Linked DNA regions of Mus musculus: all the other regions are linked to region 4. Evidence: chromatin loops called from intact Hi-C (ENCODE). Cell type or tissue: gastrocnemius. All regions are shown on one strand. Links, peaks and the distances in the headings refer to the core of each region. The heading gives the core; the rest is flanking DNA.

What was found. Peaks named below come from ENCODE experiments on the same cell type or tissue, not always from the same donor. Only the 100,000 strongest peaks of a DNase experiment are listed, where the experiment ranks them.
Region 1: it touches region 4 in a loop (3-fold over the local background); 2 of 42 quality-filtered maps call a loop at or near these places.
Region 2: it touches region 4 in a loop (4-fold over the local background); 5 of 42 quality-filtered maps call a loop at or near these places.
Region 3: it touches region 4 in a loop (6-fold over the local background); 2 of 42 quality-filtered maps call a loop at or near these places.

Annotation. Positions count from the first base shown.
Region 1 is chr3:137,640,182-137,644,988 of GRCm38, forward strand. No RefSeq gene overlaps it. Among named protein-coding and RNA genes, the nearest start is that of Ddit4l, 19 kb to the left of the region's middle. In gastrocnemius, for the core only: no CTCF peak of the experiment used is centred there; no DNase peak of the experiment used is centred there; H3K4me3 peaks cover 275 bases; H3K27ac peaks cover 2,310 bases.
Region 2 is chr3:137,621,955-137,626,407 of GRCm38, forward strand. Ddit4l (DNA-damage-inducible transcript 4-like) reads left to right here and starts at 1,718. Exons shown (of 3, transcript NM_030143.4): 1 at 1,718-1,929; 2 at 2,178-2,319; 3 at 4,012-4,453. The coding sequence starts at 2,229. In gastrocnemius, for the core only: no CTCF peak of the experiment used is centred there; a DNase peak (open chromatin) is centred at 3,260; H3K4me3 peaks cover 2,500 bases; H3K27ac peaks cover 2,500 bases.
Region 3 is chr3:136,440,209-136,445,015 of GRCm38, forward strand. It overlaps 1700030L20Rik (RIKEN cDNA 1700030L20 gene), which reads right to left. Exons shown (of 5, transcript NR_040592.1): 3 at 3,455-3,588. Among named protein-coding and RNA genes, the nearest start is that of 1700030L20Rik, 6.7 kb to the right of the region's middle. In gastrocnemius, for the core only: a CTCF peak has its summit at 2,126 (motif pointing right); a DNase peak (open chromatin) is centred at 2,045.
Region 4 is chr3:137,750,811-137,755,617 of GRCm38, forward strand. No RefSeq gene overlaps it. Among named protein-coding and RNA genes, the nearest start is that of Mir6380, 30 kb to the right of the region's middle. In gastrocnemius, for the core only: CTCF peaks have their summits at 1,707 and 2,299 (motif pointing left); DNase peaks (open chromatin) are centred at 1,723 and 2,261; H3K4me3 peaks cover 1,100 bases; H3K27ac peaks cover 1,345 bases.

The DNA of each region.
Region 1 (4,807 bases), core at 1,184-3,683, 110 kb before region 4:
AAGCAAGTCTGGTAAGCAGACAGATGTTCATGACAACGGAATGAACAGTGCAAACCTTTGCCTGCATCTTTGTAGACTGGGGTGGAGCTGTGTGACGAACATAGCATAAATCCAGCTGATTGAAAGCTTGCTATAGCTAGCATCCCAAGGGCGCTTCAAAGGTCAGCGTGTGAAACATACAGTCCCCAGACGGATGCCATCAGGAGGTAGTGAAATCTGGAAAAGGTAGAGCCTAGTGAAAGGTTTTTAGGTTACTGGATGAATGTCACCAAGGAGATTATGGACCCAAATTCTTCCTCATCCCCTCTTCGAACTCACAGCTTTAACATGATCAGCTTTGTTCCGCCTTGAACTTCTGAAATGAGATGCTGCTTTGCCCGAACACCTAAAGCCACGGAGTCAGTTGGCCCTGGATGCACCCTCCAAAACTGAGAGCCAAAATTATGCAAATTTTCTGACAATGCGGGCTATTTGTTACAGTCCCAGAAAACTAAGAGAGCCGGACATACCGCAGAGAGTGGGTGAGGAAACCAACCAAAGTAGGTGCTATCCACAGTTACTCCTGACCTGTAAAGAGCTCAAAACTGGGTGTTAGGCCAGGGAACCAGGCCAAGCAATGAAAACTCACGTGCTTGAAACCAGAGCCCGGGTTCCTAGCCTGGTCTATCACTAAATAGCCATGTGGTCTTACATCTGTTGTCTTCAATCTCATTGTTTCAAAGAGCAAGGCTGGCAAGCAGGGGACTGTGGGAAGGTGGTGCTCTAGGGACATAGCTCAACAGTTAAGAACATACTACACTCATAGAAGGAAGACTAGAGTTTGGTTTCTACCACCCATATTGGTAGCTCACAACCACCTGTAACTCCAGTTCCAGGGGATCTAGTACCCTCATCTGGCCTTTCTGGGTATCCAGTCATATATGGTAGATACTAATACAGAAACACACATATACATATGCATGAATAAAAGCGAAAATACATTTTTAGAAATTGGGCTAGCATCAAGGTCGTAGTATTATATGACCACAGAATGTCTTACAGACACAAAGGTCCTGTGCGGGCACACCATACACACTTAGTCATCTGCTCTTCATTTTTAAGCATAGCCTTGCCTTTCTGGTGGACACTAGTCCCACACTGAAAGGAAATTAGCCAAAGAGGATGTGCTTTAATGCGCACGAGGTCACCAGGAGGCTAAAGCCTCTCAAGTGTCCCGAATGCCAGGTGTGGATTCAGCAGACTATTTTCGGCTCCCACTCACCAAATACCTTGGCAGCTTTACACAGGTTCACAGGTTCAAGGACTTGGCAGGAAGGGCTCCACAGGTGGCAGATCTTTAAAGCTCTCCAAAAGGCAGGCCAGAGAGTGAAGTTCTCCTAGGATGGCCTGGCCATGTTGGTTGGGTTTAGGCCAGATTTTAGACTCCAAAACTAAAGCAAGTGTTAGGTCTAGGGGCTACTGCGCATTCACTAACCCGCTTTCAGAGTTGCTGAACGAATGGCTGTTTGCATTTTGATGGGATTCATGGAGTCCAAATCTAGATTAAAGGAACTATGAGAACTAGACACAAATATATGAAACGTGTGTTCATGTTGTAAAGATTGCATTCACTTAATCTAACCCTAAAAGTCCAAAGAATTTGAGCTGCTAAAAGCCAAATTGTAAATGCAGGGATCGGTAATAATAATGAAACTATTGAATAAGTTTAAACCAAAGGGTTTCAGACTACTGTCCATGGGTCACATTTCATACTTATACAATTTTTGTTTATTATTTCTCACTAATAGATGGAAAGACCATACCTTTCTAATCTGTGCAGTTGTACACAGTGGCCCAGCAACTTGCACAACCAAATTCAAATATCTGTCTTTTCTTGAGAAACCTAATGGTGTCAAATAAAGCCTACTGTCCCTTGCAGCAATAGCATACCCATGATGAATGCAAGCCCCTCCTGTGAACAGAGAAAGGGCTGCATTCTAGTCCCCTGATTTCATTGCCTTATGGTCTCCTATGCAGAAGGCAACTGAATACCTCCGAGGATTTCCTTAACGCATACAAAGAGAAGACTCCATCCTCAGGATTCTCCACTTGGCCAATCCTGCCTCTCAGAGTCGTTCAGTGATCTCCATTTTCTTTGCCTGGGCTATTTCTGAGGCTGTGAAAACGCATGTATTCTTTTCAATAAGAATCTGTCACCGTTCCTGCTTTAAACATATGTCCAATTTGGCAGCTCCGGTCAGCAGCTGTAATAATTCTCTCTCTCTCGAATTTCAAAGAAAGTTTAAGGGTAAGAACCGGAAATGCAGGTGCTCCCACAGAAAGTCCTGCTGCTGCTGGGTGTGTGCTGCAGGGGAAATCGTGACAACAGCTAAGTTTAAGTAACTTGCATATCATTATTTAAATTGTGACCAGAGCTATGTGTAAGTAACTCACACATCTTTACTTTGGTGCATGCTCCAAAGAAATATGTCAAATTTTGTGTGTTATTCTTCCTCTTTTTTGGAGACCTCACTGATTTGTTCTCTTGAGAATGTAGAAAGATCCTAAAAGGAACAGTTTCATTCATATGTTAAGGCAGGTTGTATTATCATCACAAATGAAGTAAGAAAATCAGTCCGGACTGCATCCCTGAGATACATCCAAACATAACCTAGGCAACCTTTGGCTTAGGTAAAGAAAATAAGGCTATTTTTTCAAATGCTAACACTGTTGACAAGAAGTTGGATGCAGCCCGTGGGAGGCTCTGTTTCTAAATATAATGTAAATCAATCCGCTGGTCATCAGAGGCCATGATGTCCCACTGTCCTCCTAACTCAAGACACAAGAAAACCCTTAGGGATGGTCGCAGTGGAAATGTAATACTGGCTTTTGTACCTGTGTCAGCTAAATAGTAATGCTCATTTCTGTACTCAGCTCAAATAATATGTAATAAATCCTAACTTCATGTAAAAGAAAGATCACTGATGTCTTTAAAAAGAAAATCACAACTTTAATGTATTTTACATCCAGATAAACTTAACATTTGAAAGGAAACCTGTTTCCTTGTTTATATTATTTTGAGTTTCTATTTAGATTATTCCAAATTTGAACTCCACTGAAGCTTTTAAGAGAAATAATTAGGTTTTGAGAAATTTACAGCATTTCCATATTTTACGAAGCAATACAGTATTTAAAGATCTTGAAATATCTTTTCCTGAAACTGACCCTGGGGTGCTCAATGCCAACTGATGCATCTACAACCCAATCCCCTACACCTAAGGCTCAGGGAACATAGCAAAAAAAGGGGGGGGGGGGCAGAAGGCTTGTAAAAGGAACAGAATGTCTGCTGGGAAATAGTATTTTCTATACATGAAATGGAAGCTTCAGAAACAACACCTAAACAAGGCCTGCACAGGGTCAACACCAGTTGACATGTCAGTGCTGATGAGTCTCACGAGGCCTCACCCCTAGATGAAGGGCTGCAGATAATTAATGACTGCTAAAAAATGGGGTGGGGGGCAGGGAAGGCAGTACTCTCCAGAGCCCTGAGGCCTGACAAGGTATTCAACCTCAAACAGCTAGACCTAAAAATACGGACATGCTGGAAATACTAAGTGTACTGAGCAGGCTTTGTTTATATGAACATTTGCGTGTATGTGTATGTGTGTATATGTGTTTATGTAACAATGACAGAAGTCATTAATCTGAGATGGAGTGAGAGGACACAGGAGAAGTCAGAGTGAGAAGCAGTGGTGGAAATTAGGTAAATAAAATACTCATATATGAAACTGCCAAAAAAATAATTTTTTTAATTTTGTTATTATATTTATGTAAAGAAAACTTAGTATACATTTAATCCAGTTTAGTGGCAAGTTCTTTAACCTTTGCCATTTTAGTTTGGCAGTGTGTGCCACAGACTTGGGACCCAGGACGCTGCCTCCCCAGTGGCGGCAGATCTCATCATATCTGCCATTATATTTGGTCCTAATAGCTTCCAGCAGCTTAGCCAGAGCACTCTTGTCTTCCAAGTTAACCTGTGTGAAGGCAACAGTAGTGCATGTCTTCCTGTGGACCAGGCACCCCAGGCTGGCCTTTCCCTTGATGATGCAATAGGGCACCCCCATCTTTTGACACAGGGCAGACAGGAAAACCACCAGCTCAGTTGGGTCTATATCATGGGCAGTCACCACCAGCTGAGCCTTCTTGTTCTCCATCAAGGTGGTGACTGTATTGACTCCTGCTCAGAGGACAGGCGGTCTCTTAGTTGGGACTTCCCCTTTGCCAGCAGCTTTCTTCTCAGCATGGACCAGTAGCCTTTGCTTATTCTCTTGCTCTGTCTCTGGACTGTACTTGTGGGCAAGCTTAAGCAGCTGAGTAACTGTTTGCCTGTCCAAGACCTGAGTTAATGGCAGAAGGTACTTTGAGCCAGTTATAGAGGGTGGCTCTTTGCCACTGCAGCCTGATGTAGCGGGGCCATTTGACAAAGCATGTGAGATCTCTTTTGGGCTGGATGTCTTGCCCAATGCCAGAGTTCTTGAGCCTTTTCTCAAAGGATTGACCACCTTTTTGGCCTCCTATTTCTTGACTCTGGTGGACGCTGGAGCCACCTTCTTCGCCTTGGCTTTCTTTCTTTGGGCATCTTGCCAGGCTAGAGGAGAGAGCTAAATTAAATTTAAAAGAGAGGATAAGAAGACTAAAATCTTCATAATGAAACTCATTCTGTATAATTAGTACATGTTAATAAAAACATTAATAAGTAAATGAATGGCTGGATTCTGCAAAAAAAGAAGTATTTGGCTTGAATAGTTTGGGCTCAAAGGCACTCCCT
Region 2 (4,453 bases), core at 1,954-4,453, 130 kb before region 4:
TAAATTGCCTTCTGAGATAAAAGCCCAGAGAGTGATATAAAATTGTAGCTAGGTGAGCCAAAAGTAAATACCACATTCTAGAACTTTCTATAACTTTGTCCCGGTGGAAGTATGAATTATGCCTAAATACCCGAGTGGAAATGCTGCATTTTCTCTATTCTACCCACGTCCATTCTGATCACTTACTATCATAACACTAATAACATTCCTTGAAGCAGGGAGGACGCAGCTGTCATTAACAAGGCTGACTAGATAAGGACCAGCGGCTCTGTAGCAGCTAAAGGACCCATTCTAACCGGCTTAAATGGGATTGCTTGTTTTCCACTTTTGTTATTAAAATAGAAGTGGAAATCTGCTTTCCCCAGCCTATCAGCATCCCGTGCCTGAGCCTGCCTGACCTTGAGCAGTGCAGCTGCTTCGGGAGAGTTAAAAATGGACCTTCAAGCTGGCTTTAGTTTCTGTTGCTCTGCCTGCAAGTGTCCTCCCACTGATCTGTTTATCACACTCTCTTTACCACTTTTGTTGTTGTTTTTCCTTCTGAGAGTTTTTTTAGCCTGGACAGCGGATCCTACTTCTCAAGGCCCTAACCTGCAGGTCCTTCCTTGCACGTGGGGACCCAAAGTGTGCGGGAGTGGTGCTGGAACCTGGCCTTGAATGAGGTTCACCCTCACCCCAAGTATCTCGGTCTCTTCCTTTTCTGATCCACCTCAACCATCTCAGCAACCTCAGCAACCTCGCTGGGAACGCCCACCCATTGCAAACCCTGTGCCACTGGCGCAGGGCAGCAGGAAGGGTGGCTTAGTAAAGTTAGAAGAAAACGTTTGGCATCGTGCTTTTAGTGGTGTCCCAGACCCTCTGTTCCCTCTTGCTCAAGACTCCCCGGAAAGAGTCGCAGAGCTTATCCTAGCAGGACAACTCTTTATTCTCATGCCCCACAAGCTTTTTAAAGACCACTAAAGCTTAAACTTCTTCCCAAACAAGCCCACCGGGAACTTTTGCTTCTGGGAATGGCAATTGCTCCTAACTATCCTGCGGCTGGAGCAGGCAACTGAGATCCTGTTAGTGGTTTTGTTTAGTTTCTTGGCACTGGCCCTCTTCAATTCAAGTTCTGTGCCTTTCGAAGCCAGGTCTTAGAACAGGGCCAGGCTCGCCCTGGCCGCGGAGAAAAACGGTTTAGTCACAGATGTAGTATCCCCAAAGATGCCCCATTGATTCCTGAGTGCAGCTGAAGCTAGAGAGCCCTTACCACATCCCGACCACCTGCGGGGAGACTGGGTGCGGACTGGAGCTGATGGGTTAGAGTCAGAACATGGGCATAAAGGATGCTCACAGAGCACAGTGTCAACTAAGCCAAATACTTATTCAGAATGACACAGCAAAGTTTTGGGTCATGCCTAACAGGACCTGGAGCTTCTAGCTGCTTGAAAAGTTCCATAGCCAAAACCTGAGCAGTCTGAGCCTGGAAGCAGGCAAGCTGTGGGCAGGGGCTCACGCCAAAGAATCTAGGTTAGTGGCCGAAGGGAGATGCTCTTTAGGAGGGTGACCAGTGGCCAACTCAGGGTGACCAGTGGCCAACTCAGGAAGCAGCAGGTGTCCGCCCAAGGCGAGGCTGATCACCAACTCCCAGGGGCTTGCCTGGGCCCCTGCCTGGGAAGGAACTGAAAGGTGACCTGACCCTGCAGGGGCGGGCCGGGGCACGGGCCCGAGCGAGTGGCGCAGGTGGGCGTGCCGGCCAGGAGGAGAGGCGGGACCTATAAAGCGCTCTCCATTCGGGAGGCGGAGCGGCCGGGTGCAGCCTGTGCTGGTGGGCGCGGTGGCCCGCAGCCTTCGGCTTGCTGCAGGACTGTGCAGGGGACCACTGTCCAAGCTTCGGACTACTGAGGGGCGCCTGCCTCGGTTTACCCTTCAGCGTCTGGTGAAATCCGGCAGGTGAGCGACCCGAGGAGGCGGGATAGGGCAGGGTCGCTTCCCAGTTGTGCTGACTTTCCAGCTACTTCCAGCCTGTTGGCTTTAGTTGGCGCCTCCGCTCCTAGGGCTTTGTCAACTTGAGTTGCTAAGGCTGGTCCCTCCCTTTGGAAGGGCAGTGCCCGGGCTAGTTCGCCCTGGCGATGCCGGGACTCTGAGGAGCCTGTGCACTTCTTGCGTGCTTTTGCAAACTTCTCACTTTTTCCTCCCAGCGCCTAGGGAAAGATCCGTTCTGCTCCGCGAGGGAAACAGAGCCGTTGACCATGGTTGCAACGGGCAGTTTGAGCAGTAAGAACCCGGCCAGCATTTCAGAGTTGTTGGACGGTGGCTATCACCCTGGGAGTCTGCTAAGTGGTGAGTCTCTGGGCTGTCCACCTCTTTCCTATCCGAAGGTTGCGGGGCCCCTCTCTAGTGTAAGCGTCCCTGCCTGAGTGCGCGAGACTTCATCTCCTCCTAGAGACACAGAGGACTATGAAACCCATCTGAGATCTCTTTCTAAACTTCCTTTGCATTGTCTGCCCACCAAAAACAAACGTAAGGGGAATAATGCGTTGTTCCAGTCTGCTAAGAGGCTCTTGGGGATGAAGTTCCCTATCTCATGGTTGGAACATTAAGTGTACAGGCTGGGTGTGTTTAAAGACATGCGCTTACTTGTGTAGCTAGCACCACCACGTCCGTCCCCCCTCCCCCCCCCCCCCCAAATTCTCCCTTTTCTGTTTGCCACCTAATCCTTCTCTTTCCCGTCTCCAGAAGACCATCCTTCGGCATTTTGTTACCACGTTAGTTTTGCTTTTAGAATGTTAAATAATAAGTGTATATGCTCTTCTCAGTTCGGTTTGCTTTCCCACCGTGTGATGTTGTAGAGTTATACACTTACCTCATCAGTGAGTTCCTTTTCGTTGCTAAGTAAGATTCTATTATGAAATGCACCCACTGTGCATTAATGTCAGAAGAAAACTTGAACAGCCCTGGTTCTACAGGAATCATCATTTGCAACTTGAAACGTCAATTTCTAATCTGACAGACTATTCAACTATGGAAGAGTGGTGTGAGCATATATTAAGTGGCTTAAGCTCTTTAGATTTTCTTCATCTATAAGATAATATTATAATTCTAAATTTGTCTGTCTTCAATGTGGATAAAAATACAGATATGATTTGGAATCTATTTGTTGGAATTTAAAAAATAAAACAAAAAACAAAAAACAAGCAGTGCCCTCTAAGTGAGCTAATGACATAGAAAACCAGGAGAGGAGAGGAAGGCTCGTGGCCGCAGTGTGGCATGGCACCCGGCCAAGTAGTAGGATTAATTTGGAAGGTAGGTGACCAAATGCAGAGCTATCTTTTTTCCTCTGAGTAAACCTAACTTTGTTTTCCTGGGACTGTTTTGTTTTGCTCAGCTAAGAAAAACTGACCCAGCCCGGTTATAAATAAACTCAGGAACCTCAAAAGTCCTCTCTCCTCTGCGAGCAAACTTGAATCAAACAGGTCAAAGCCAACACTGGACCTCCAGGCCATCCTAGTAAGGACTTCTAACGAAAACTAAGGCTGGTAGATCATTAGCATTGGGACAGGCTCACTTTACAGCGTTTGAAACCATTCTGCACGCCAACGGTCCCTTTGTTAAGCAATAGTGATGATTTTTATTCCAGATGTTCTGCATGGACTTGTGAAAAAAAACTAAAATAAACTTGGAAAACCCTACAGAGAGAGCAAGGGGGAAAGGAGATCACTAGTAATCTTGGATGACCTTGGACAGATTTTTGCCACATAATCCTCAAGACTACGGGGAGAGAAGAAATTGTAAAAGAGGGTTGTTTTAACCTATTCATTATGTTTATCAGAGTCTTTAGGGCATAGATGAGCTTTCAGTCCTGAAAGGTTAGAAGGCCTGTTCTATTACCTACATGGTTAACAGCAAAATTGAGATGAGAGAAAGCAGTATTAAAAGCAGGTAGATATGAAGCTAGAAGTGGCCAGTCTTACTATGCCAGTAAGACCTCGTACACCTTGCTTCTCTGTTCACTAAAACTTTCATTTCTTTCAGATTTCGACTACTGGGATTATGTTGTCCCTGAGCCCAACCTCAACGAGGTGGTATTTGAAGAGACAACATGCCAGAATTTGGTTAAAATGTTGGAGAACTGTCTGTCCAGATCAAAGCAAACCAAACTTGGTTGCTCTAAGGTCTTGGTCCCTGAGAAACTGACCCAGAGAATTGCTCAAGATGTCCTGCGGCTCTCGTCCACGGAGCCCTGCGGCCTTCGGGGTTGTGTTATGCACGTGAACTTGGAGATTGAAAATGTATGTAAAAAGCTGGATAGGATCGTGTGTGATGCTAGCGTGGTGCCGACCTTTGAGCTCACGCTTGTGTTTAAGCAGGAGAGCTGCCCGTGGACCAGCCTCAAGGACTTCTTCTTTAGCAGAGGTCGCTTCTCCTCAGGCCTTAAGCGAACTCTGATTCTCAGCTCAGGATTTCGACTTGTGAA
Region 3 (4,807 bases), core at 1,117-3,616, 1.3 Mb before region 4:
ATTTGGATAGAAATCCCCATGGTCTTGAAAACAGTGAACTTAAGGACACCGAATTTGGTCAGAACAAGAACCGACGCAATTAAATTGAGCAGGAAAATAACAAGGCAGGGCACAAGCATGAGGTGTCAAAGGGCAGGATGACTTCCAAGAGCTAACAGGACCTTTGAAACTAGGGGTCATGAAGCAACAACATCTCTGTTTCTAACTTGCTGCTGCTACCTCTACTCAACATGGGTTTGGGGAACTGCTGTGGTCAGTGCTGACCCGCAGCTGGTGTGAGGCTTTTACTACTGAAACTCAGAACCTCACCGTGCTTTCTTACTGCAGTCTCTGTGAGGAGATCGATTCTGTTCACTCCATACACAAAGTTGTGTGCCAGAAGCACATCTGAACCCGAGATGCCTCAAAGCCACTGAATCTGGATGACTAAAATCAAGCTACAAAATAAAATGTTTAGGGTATCTCTCTGTCTCTGTCTCTGTCTCTGTCTCTGTCTCTCTCTCTCTCTCTCATGTGTGCGGTGTGTGTGAGAGAGAGAGAGAGAGAGAGACAGAGACAGAGACAGAGACAGAGACAGAGACCCTAAACATTTTATTTTGTAGCAGAGAAAGAGAGAACGCCTCTGTGTGTGTGTGTCCATGGAGGCTAGAAGGGTGGTAGGAGGGGAAGAAGCCAAGCCACAAGGGGTTTGCATACCATGGGGTTAGGTCTCAGGCACACAGCATGCTCAGAAATCCCAGTGGAGATCTTGGGGGAGATCTCTGAGCTTTTCAAGTCTTTCTCCACCAGCCCAGATTCATTAACACAGCATTTCTCCCTCAACATAATGCAAGTCATCTGGTTCAGAGTTGTCTGGTTTTGGAGAGCAACCCCTGCTAGGGAGTTTATCTGTAGTTGAAGGGACTTGAGACTGTCTGTATTGGAAGCCATTGCCTGGTCAAGCTTGTCTTGGCAGTCTCCAGTAAGCTGGTTGTGTCTGGATGAAGGCAGCTGTCGTGGCTTCAAGAGATCCAGGAAAGATGGTGGGTGCTATTCCTTCCAGCAAAGGAAGGAACATCTCTTGTCTCCATCTTGCCTAGAGCAGCATCTGCCTTCCTTTCCTCATAGAGATAAACAGGTGGTATAGTCACCACAGGAATGCAAAATTCTGGCAGGTGAATGTCTGCCCAGGGGGTTATTTTATTTTCCTTATACCAGAAGAAGAGAGAGGATAATGCACACATTAAGCCTATAACAGTTTGGTTGGCAGCACATCAAGTGGTCTGTTGGTATAAGCCTAGGAAAAAGGCACAGGGTAGTTGTTAGAGTAATCTTAATCCCGGGTTGGCATTCTTGAAAGGGGAATCAGGTGACTTCCACCTGTGCTGCAGTAAGGAAAGCAGAAAGGGATGGAGGTGACTTATCTCATCTGCTTGAGGTAGCTGAGAGAGGAAAAGGCACAATACTTAGGTATCTGGAATAGACAGTAACAGCTTGCCTGTGAAAAATAAACTGTCTGAAGTAGGTGACCTTATTTTTATTAATTGAATATTAAATAATATTTGTTAATGTAGTCCTTTTGACCTGTGGGATGTAGATCCAAGGTGATTCTCTGAAGCGTAAAAGAATTTTTAAGTTTACAAAAGTAGATAAACTTTAGATATGTCAGTATTACCACTGTTTGCAATCTATATACAATTTTGGGTTAAAACCATGAATATTCTTTTAGGTATTCCTATTATTAGAGAAGAATAAGCATTTAAACAAAACTTAGACAAAGAATCACAAAAATTTTAAGTTTGGGGTGGGCTGTATTGTCCTAGCCATGCCATCTCAAATCTTAGCAGTGAACCCCTGCCTGTCATTCCTGAAATTTGGGTCTTACAACTCTATGATGGCTAGCACGTGTAGTCAGCCCTGAGGATTCAACTTGGCAGTGTGCATCTGGTGAGGCCAACAGTCTGGCTGGTCTGATGGGTCCCTGGGATCCTTTTCATTTAGATGCCAAGACTCGGGGAAGAGCCTGCTCTGCTTCTGCTGTCAGTGGTGCAGGTGCCCACCAGGCAGGCAGGTCCCTCTTCCCTACATGTGCACATGTGCATACTGGATGTGCCTTGCCCACTGGCCATGCACCAAAATAGCCCAGCAGGTGGCAGCAGGAGGGGTGCAACTCTGTCTCTTTGACCCCTGAAAAGTAGAAAGGGAGAGGGAGACAGGCATAAGCACTTGGTAGCATCCCACTGTCCAGGAGGGAGTAGGGCGGGGGTTGGGACTCCTTAGCCAGAGGGTACAGCAACTCTTGTCTCAAGTCCAAAGCCCCAAAGGCATCAGTGTGTTTGGCTAAAGCATCTTGAAGTCTGAGGTGTAGGGAGAAATCTGTTTAAAATGGTAGTTTGATTTTGTGAGGATCCAGCCCTGGTGTGGTGATCATCAACTGGAAATGTCCAGGAATCCTAAACAGAAAGGGAAGGCAGAGCTCGTTCAGGGACCGAGGGGTGCCCTATCTGCTCTCCCCTGGTTGGAGGAGGCCAGTGGGTTATGAGGCTCTTCCTCTATTTTCTTGGTAAGTTCTTAGAAAGTGTAGCTATGTGGGTCAGAGGAAAGAGAAGCAGGGAGCTCTCTCTTCACCTTGGCAGAGGGAGGAGGGATAGGAGAAGTCATGAGTTGGCTTGGTGATGCCCTTATGTTTGTAAGGACACCCTGAGGTGCAGAGGCAAGAGGAAACTGGTGGGGGAGGCCACAACCTGTTGTGGTGGTAAGTCCACTTTCATAATGGAGTCCTGCCAAGTGCAGGAGCAGGGAAAGATGGGAGCCCATATGACATTTTGAAGATTTTACTAGGACCTGTATTTTTTTTAATCTGAGGGGGTGTTGGCTGAGCAAGTATCTCTGTAGTAGGACATTAAGCTCTTTGAGTATGTGCCCGTTAATGGTGTACGTGGATAAGGATTTAAATTAGGCCCATATCTGTCACATCCACAGAAGTCAACATGGACCAGAGATCTCAAAGTAAAACCCTACACACTGAACCTGCCAGAAGAAACATGGCAGTATCCTCCCAGACACACGGACTGAGAAGGGCTTTGTAAAATGTACCCCCTTTGCTTAGCAATTGAAGTTAAAAATTGACAAATGAACCTCATAATTGAAGAGCATGTGTGAGCAAAGAAACAATGGCGTAAACAGGAAGCCCATGGAGTAAAAGAAAGTCCCTGCCAAACGTGTGTCTGATAAAGGATTCATATTCAGAAAATACAAAGAACTCAAGAAACAAAGAATCAAAACCAAACCTAAAACCCCAGGCCACTTAGGGAATAGGCTGTGGATCTGAAGTGTCACAAAAGAAGATATGAAGATGACTAGCTTTAAATTTATTTGCTCTTGCAAAATAAACTTCTGTATTAGTCAGGGTTCTCTAGAGTCACAGAACTTATGGACAGTCTCTATATAGTAAAGGAATTTATTGATGACTTACAGTCGGCAGCCCAATTCCCAACAATGGTTCAGTCGCAGCTGTGAATGGAAGTCCAAGGATCTAGCAGTTACTCAGTCTCACGCAGCAAGCAGGCGAAGGAGCAAGAGCAAGAGCTCTTTAAATTTATTTGATATCTGAGAAAACAGGGAGGCAGAGATTAAAACTCCTATAGTCTTTCAACTTGTGCCAGTCAGAATAGCCAAGATCAACAAAACAAGCACCAACAAATGCTGAGAAGAAAACAAGATGCTCATTCACTCTTGGTGGGATTGCACACTGGTGCAGCTACTATGGAAACCACTACGGAGGATTCTTTAAAAATCAGGAATAGATCTATCATCTGGACAGCTGCTGTCTAAGATGAGGTCTCTTGTAGCCCAGGCTGGCCTTGAACATTCTATACAGCCAAGAATAACCTTATTCTTCTAAATATCCTGACTCTACTTCCCAACTTCTAGGATCATAGCCCTATAATATCATATGTGGTTTTATGGTAGTACCCAGATATTAAACCCAGGGGCTCATGCACAGGAGGCAAGCACCTGCCAACTGAACTACATCCCAAGACCAGCAGATAGATCAGACATATTTTAATAGAAGAAATTATTTTGCTGGCTGTACATTGCAGATGGTACCCATGAATATTTACTCAATAAATGCACACTATATCAACTGTGTGTGTGTGTGTGTGTTTGTGTGTGTGTGTGTGTGTGTGTGTGTGTGTGTTTAGCTTGGGTAGGGAACTTATGCTAAAGGGTAATCAGAATGTCTTTACTGTTGTTTGGCTGATCATGACGTAGGACTGGAACAATTTCTACTTTATTCCTTCTTGACAAAGACTGGAAGTGTCTTTTCTTCTGTCTGATACTTTTTCTGAATTCTCCTCTCCTGAATCCCCAGTCAGTCTTTATCGGTCTAACCTTTCCATGTCTGTAGTTTTTTTTCCAAATGTTTCTTACAACACAAAATAAAAATAAAAATAAAAAAGCCTAAAACTGGGCTTTCCTAATGTAGACCATAAACATCCCATGTACTAAGTCTGGAATAAACAATTCCTTTCTTGTGCTGGAGTACTCTGACCTCCACACATCCAGTAGTAACACCTCTGTGTAGATGGTGGTGTTTATTAAGACATCACATGGAAAACAGATGGTGACAATCTAATCTCCAGTGACTGCTCAGCATGACCCTGTCATCACCAAGTACACAGTTTCATTAATCTCACTTTGGGCACCAACTGTGCAACATCCCATTTCTGGGACATCCGTTTATTCTGTGAACTTCTCAGAGTTTCTCTGAAGAAAACCACAATCATCTTCACCCGGTAATGAGCACCTGAGAAAGTCTGAGAAG
Region 4 (4,807 bases), core at 1,309-3,808:
ACAAAAGTAAAGACTTGTTTTGCCACACAGTTTGAGGGACTGCCCACAATGGCAGGCAAGTGTAATGTCAGGGCAAACGTGAGGTGACGTCACATTGTGTCTGTGTGAAAAAAAGCCAAGAGAGATGAAAGTTCTGCTCTGTTCGCTTTCTCCTTTTGGAAGTTCAGTGTTATTTTATGTGCCTGAGTGCTTTGCCTGAGTGTACACATGGGCACCACTGGCATACAGAGAATCTAGAAGAGGCATTAAGTCACCTGAAACCAGAATTACTGGCAATGTGAGCTGCCAGTATGGTGGCAGGAAGCAAAGTCTGACCGTCTGCAAGAGCAGTAAGTGCTCTTAACTGCTGTGCCCTCTCTCATCCCCGACACACACACACACACACACACACACACACCCAGGCTCCAATTTCTCCTTTGTGTTCAATCAGATCCCAGCCTATGGGAGAGCTGGACATACTCAGGGTAGTCCTTCCCATCTCACTTAAACATTTCTGGAAACACCCTCACAGACACACCCAAGGGTGTGATTCTAAACCCAGTCAAGTTGACAAAGAAGCTGAACCATCACCACTGTGAAGATTTCACTCACAGGCAAGTGACTAAAAACTACAGAGCATGGGATTTGACCACCGGTCCTTCTGGTTCTAACTCGGTCCTCACTGGGCTCGGCTCGCTGCACTGCGCCTCACTTTCTAGTTTGACTTTGAGGACTCTGACCAAATGGACTATTCATAGTTTTACATGAAGCTTTTCAAGAATGAAACAAAAATCCCTGAAGGTGAAGCAGCTCCTGTCAAAACAGCAAAAGAAAGCCTGAAGGAAAAAAAAACATGTATTAATGCCCCATAGGACATTAATGGCTCTCTGTCCGACTTCGGAGTCATGGCACCTTCATGAGGTGCTTTGGTCTGTGAAGTGCCTACAGTTTGATTTCTTGGTTTATGCTTTTAGTGCACGGACTTCATTTACTTATCTGGGATGTGGGCTTAAGCTGAAGAAGTCTGGGATGCAGGCAGTGGGCCCATCGCCGTTCTGAAAGCATCATTGAATTCTGACTCACCATTTATAGACACTGCCCTGGGCACTGTGTCACTCCCCTCACACCCCATGTCCCGGGTCACTATACCCCTTTTTGGTGCCTGCAATGTGATGACGAGCCATGTCATCAGATAAACTGCTCTCTTCTCTTCATTTACTTGATGTAAATACAGCCGGTGGATGTCACACCAATCAAACAACGCCCGCCCTTCGGCTAGCCAGTGCTTTTCTGCTACTTTGTTGTAAGCACATTGGACCCTCTGAGTCAGGCAAGATACATTGTAGACAACTGCTGGTTAACTCACATCTGAGTGGTTAAATTTAGACTTTATTCTACTGTCCTGAAAAGGGCTAGTTCCCCTTGGAATGTGGGTTTTGTTCCATTCTTGCCAAGTTTCCTGTAAAACTTTTTTTTTTGTTTTGGTTTTGATTTGTTGTTGTTGATGATGGGATGTTTTTGTTTGTTTGTTTGTTTGGGGGGTGTGTTTTTTGTTTTGGTTGGTTGGTTTTGGTTTTTCGAGACAGGGTTTTTCCTTATAGCCCTGGCTGTCCTGGAACTCACTCTGTAGACCAGGCTGACCTAGAACTCAGAAATTGGCCTGCCTCTGCCTCCCAAGAGAGAGGCAAGCCGCACAGGTAGCAGATCCCAGACTGTGGTTCTGGGACTGGCCAATGGAGGGCTCCACGGGCCAATTGCAAGCTGTCTGACTGAAGGCTCTGATCTCTCTCAATGTCTCTGCTAAACTGAGCATTTTTAACAACTTCGTACAGTCGCTGTGAAGCATACAGCGCATATTAGTATTTCACATGTGTTCCTTTCCTTCTCTTCTACCCCAGCCCCAACCCCCAAAATTAACGTTGCCAATTAAATTTGCCAAATAAGGCAAAGGCTACTGAGGTCGATTGCAGCTGCAAGATTAAGTCTCTCTGTCCCACCCAAGTGCTTAAGAAGTGTCCGGCACAATCCAAACTCCAAAGGATGTTAAATGCTGTTCCCCTGCCACCCACTCTAGCCGCCAGGGCCCCAATGCACATTAAAATAAGATTAGGGCAATGATTTAAGCTGAAAATTGGGCTGCCAGAGAAAGCACCGGCCTCACTCCTGGGGGATTAACTATACCTATGGGTACAGAGGCAGGCGCCTCCGGCTAGCTGACGTCAGCGCCCCCGGGTTGTTTTTGCCCCCCGCAGTGTGGGAAGGAATGGGAGTGGGGAGGATGCCGGAGTGCAGTGCCTCGCCAGCGCTAACATAGCCCACTGGCGCCCTCTCGTGGTACTCAGTCGAGTTGTTTCCTTTAAGAAAACAAAGCCAGGAGCCTCCGAATAGATAACTAATGGGACTTCCATACTTGTCCTCCTTCTCTTCCCAGGGTATGGAGAGTTTCCCAGCACGGTCACGGTCACAGAAAGCTGCTGATGAGAGAGTACTGGTACTGCTTTGTGGCAGACCTGAACAAACATCCAGTTTAGGAAGTGATAAGGACTTCAATATTTGGAGAGAGTTCTGGAATGTTCTTAGCAGTCTTCACAAAGAAAGCAGACTGCAGCAGAGGAGAGAGATTTAGACTGCCCTCCGTGAGCCAGCTTCTCATGGCGACAGCCTGGCTGACACTGCAAATGAGGCCCTGTGTTAGATCCACTCCACAGACTTAAGACAAGGCGTGGACCAGAGTCTCCAACAGCCTTGCTCAACAACAAAACAACAAACAGGAGGCAGTTACAGCTCCCGCCTTTCTACTTCCTGTGTCTATTTCACGAATCATGCCGAAAATAAGCAGTTAAGCTCTATCGTGCTGAGGAATAAATAATAAATGATTCTGACTCGACAGCAGGCAGATCTGGAGAGGAGAAATATTTTGTACACGCTGCCTTACTTCAGCAGGTGAGAGGAAGAAGACGCGTTCTGCAGACCTCCACCTGCCAATGAAGCACTGTGGTTCACAGGAGACAACATTCACTCACATCCCAACACAACCAGAAACATACACACACGTGTACACACACACATACATAGACACACAGTCATACACATCACACACACAGACACACACAGACACACACAAACATATACACACACATACACACATGCATAAACACACAGTTACACATACACACACAAACATATACACACACATACAAACATGCATAAACACACAGTTACACACATACACACAAACATATACACACACATACACACATGCATAAACACACAGTTACACATACACACACACCAGAAATGTAACTTGGTAATGTTTGATTAAGGAAACAGGAAGCCATTAGCTATCTCTGAACTCTGAGCTCCTGTTACAAACCACCACATCAACAAACTGAACGAGTATTTATTTGTTCACTTATTTATTTTGAAACATATTGGTTCCCTGAAGCCCAGTCTGGCCTTGAACTCCTGGTTGTCCTGCATCTGCCTTCTGAGTTCTGTGCATTCATACCTAAGCCACCACACATAACAGGTGTATATGTTTTGTCACAGAAAGCAGGGAGTTCAGTCCATCATCAACAGCCCCATCCTTCAACCAGTTATAGGCAGCCTCCTGCACTGGTTTGCCTTCTGTTGATATGATAAAACATCAAGCAAAAAAAACAAGTGGGGAAGGAAAGTTTTACCTTACCACTTATAGCTCACCATGAAGGAAACTCAGGGTAGAAACTAAGGACGACCCACGAAGACAAAGGGAGCAGAAGAGCAATCGGGGCCTGGATGGCTGTGAACTTCTGGGACTTAGCTTCAGAGAGATAGCTCATCGTATTGCTACAGGGGTGAATTATATAAGAGTTCTGAGGGTTGCCTACAGGAAGAGCTGATTGGTCACAAAACAGCACCGAATTATCATCTGGACAAGAAGAAGAGCCAAGACTCGTGTACTGAATCACAAATCACCTGCAGGAGACTCTCGGCAAGGTCGTCTCAGAATAAGACATCTGAGCTGAGAGATGCTCTCCCATTAAGGCTGGGCAGAAAAGAGGAAATCCCACTGAGAAAGGGTGTCCTCCATGTGCTGACCTTGGAGAGCTCTCTGGACATGATGGACTGAGACCTTAATAAAAGGGTCCTCCAGCAATAGTCCAACACCTCAGTTTCATGTTTCTAATCTCCCAAGACTAAAGGAGATGATTACTGGAGGGGGATAGTAGGGAGGGTGGTATTTGCTTGCTTTGAGACAGGGACTCACTCTGTAACCCTGGATGGCCTGAAACTTGCTATGGTAGACCAAGCTGGCCTTGAGTTATTGAAGATCTGCCTGCCTACTTCTGCCTCCTGAGTGTGGGGATTGAAAGTGTGCAGTATTCCTGTTGCTTTTAAGACACTCACTCTGTGGCTAACTTTAAAGGCAATCCTAGGAAATTCATCAAAAGACGTGCAACACAAAACATGTCACAAGTGGCCATATGTGAAACACAGCAGAAGATGATAATTTTGGATGCAGCCATGAGGAAAGATGTCTTTGAGCATGTGACATTGTAGCCGGTGGTATCTGGAAACATCCAGGAAATGGTAGGAGGAAGGTCAGCGGAAATAAGACCTAGAATCAACCAGAAAAGCATTATTTTGGGACTACGGCTCTTTTGACTTTAGGATCCTTAGAGTTATCTCAAAGTGTGTTCCTTGGGCTCTCACACGGTCCAACCACACAAATCCACACATCAGCCATGACTAGAGAAGGATGGCTGAAGGGGACTCTTGGTCCCTGATACCTCTACAAATCAGAGCAGGGTCTGCCTCCCAGATGTCCATGCAGTGTCTTCCCAGC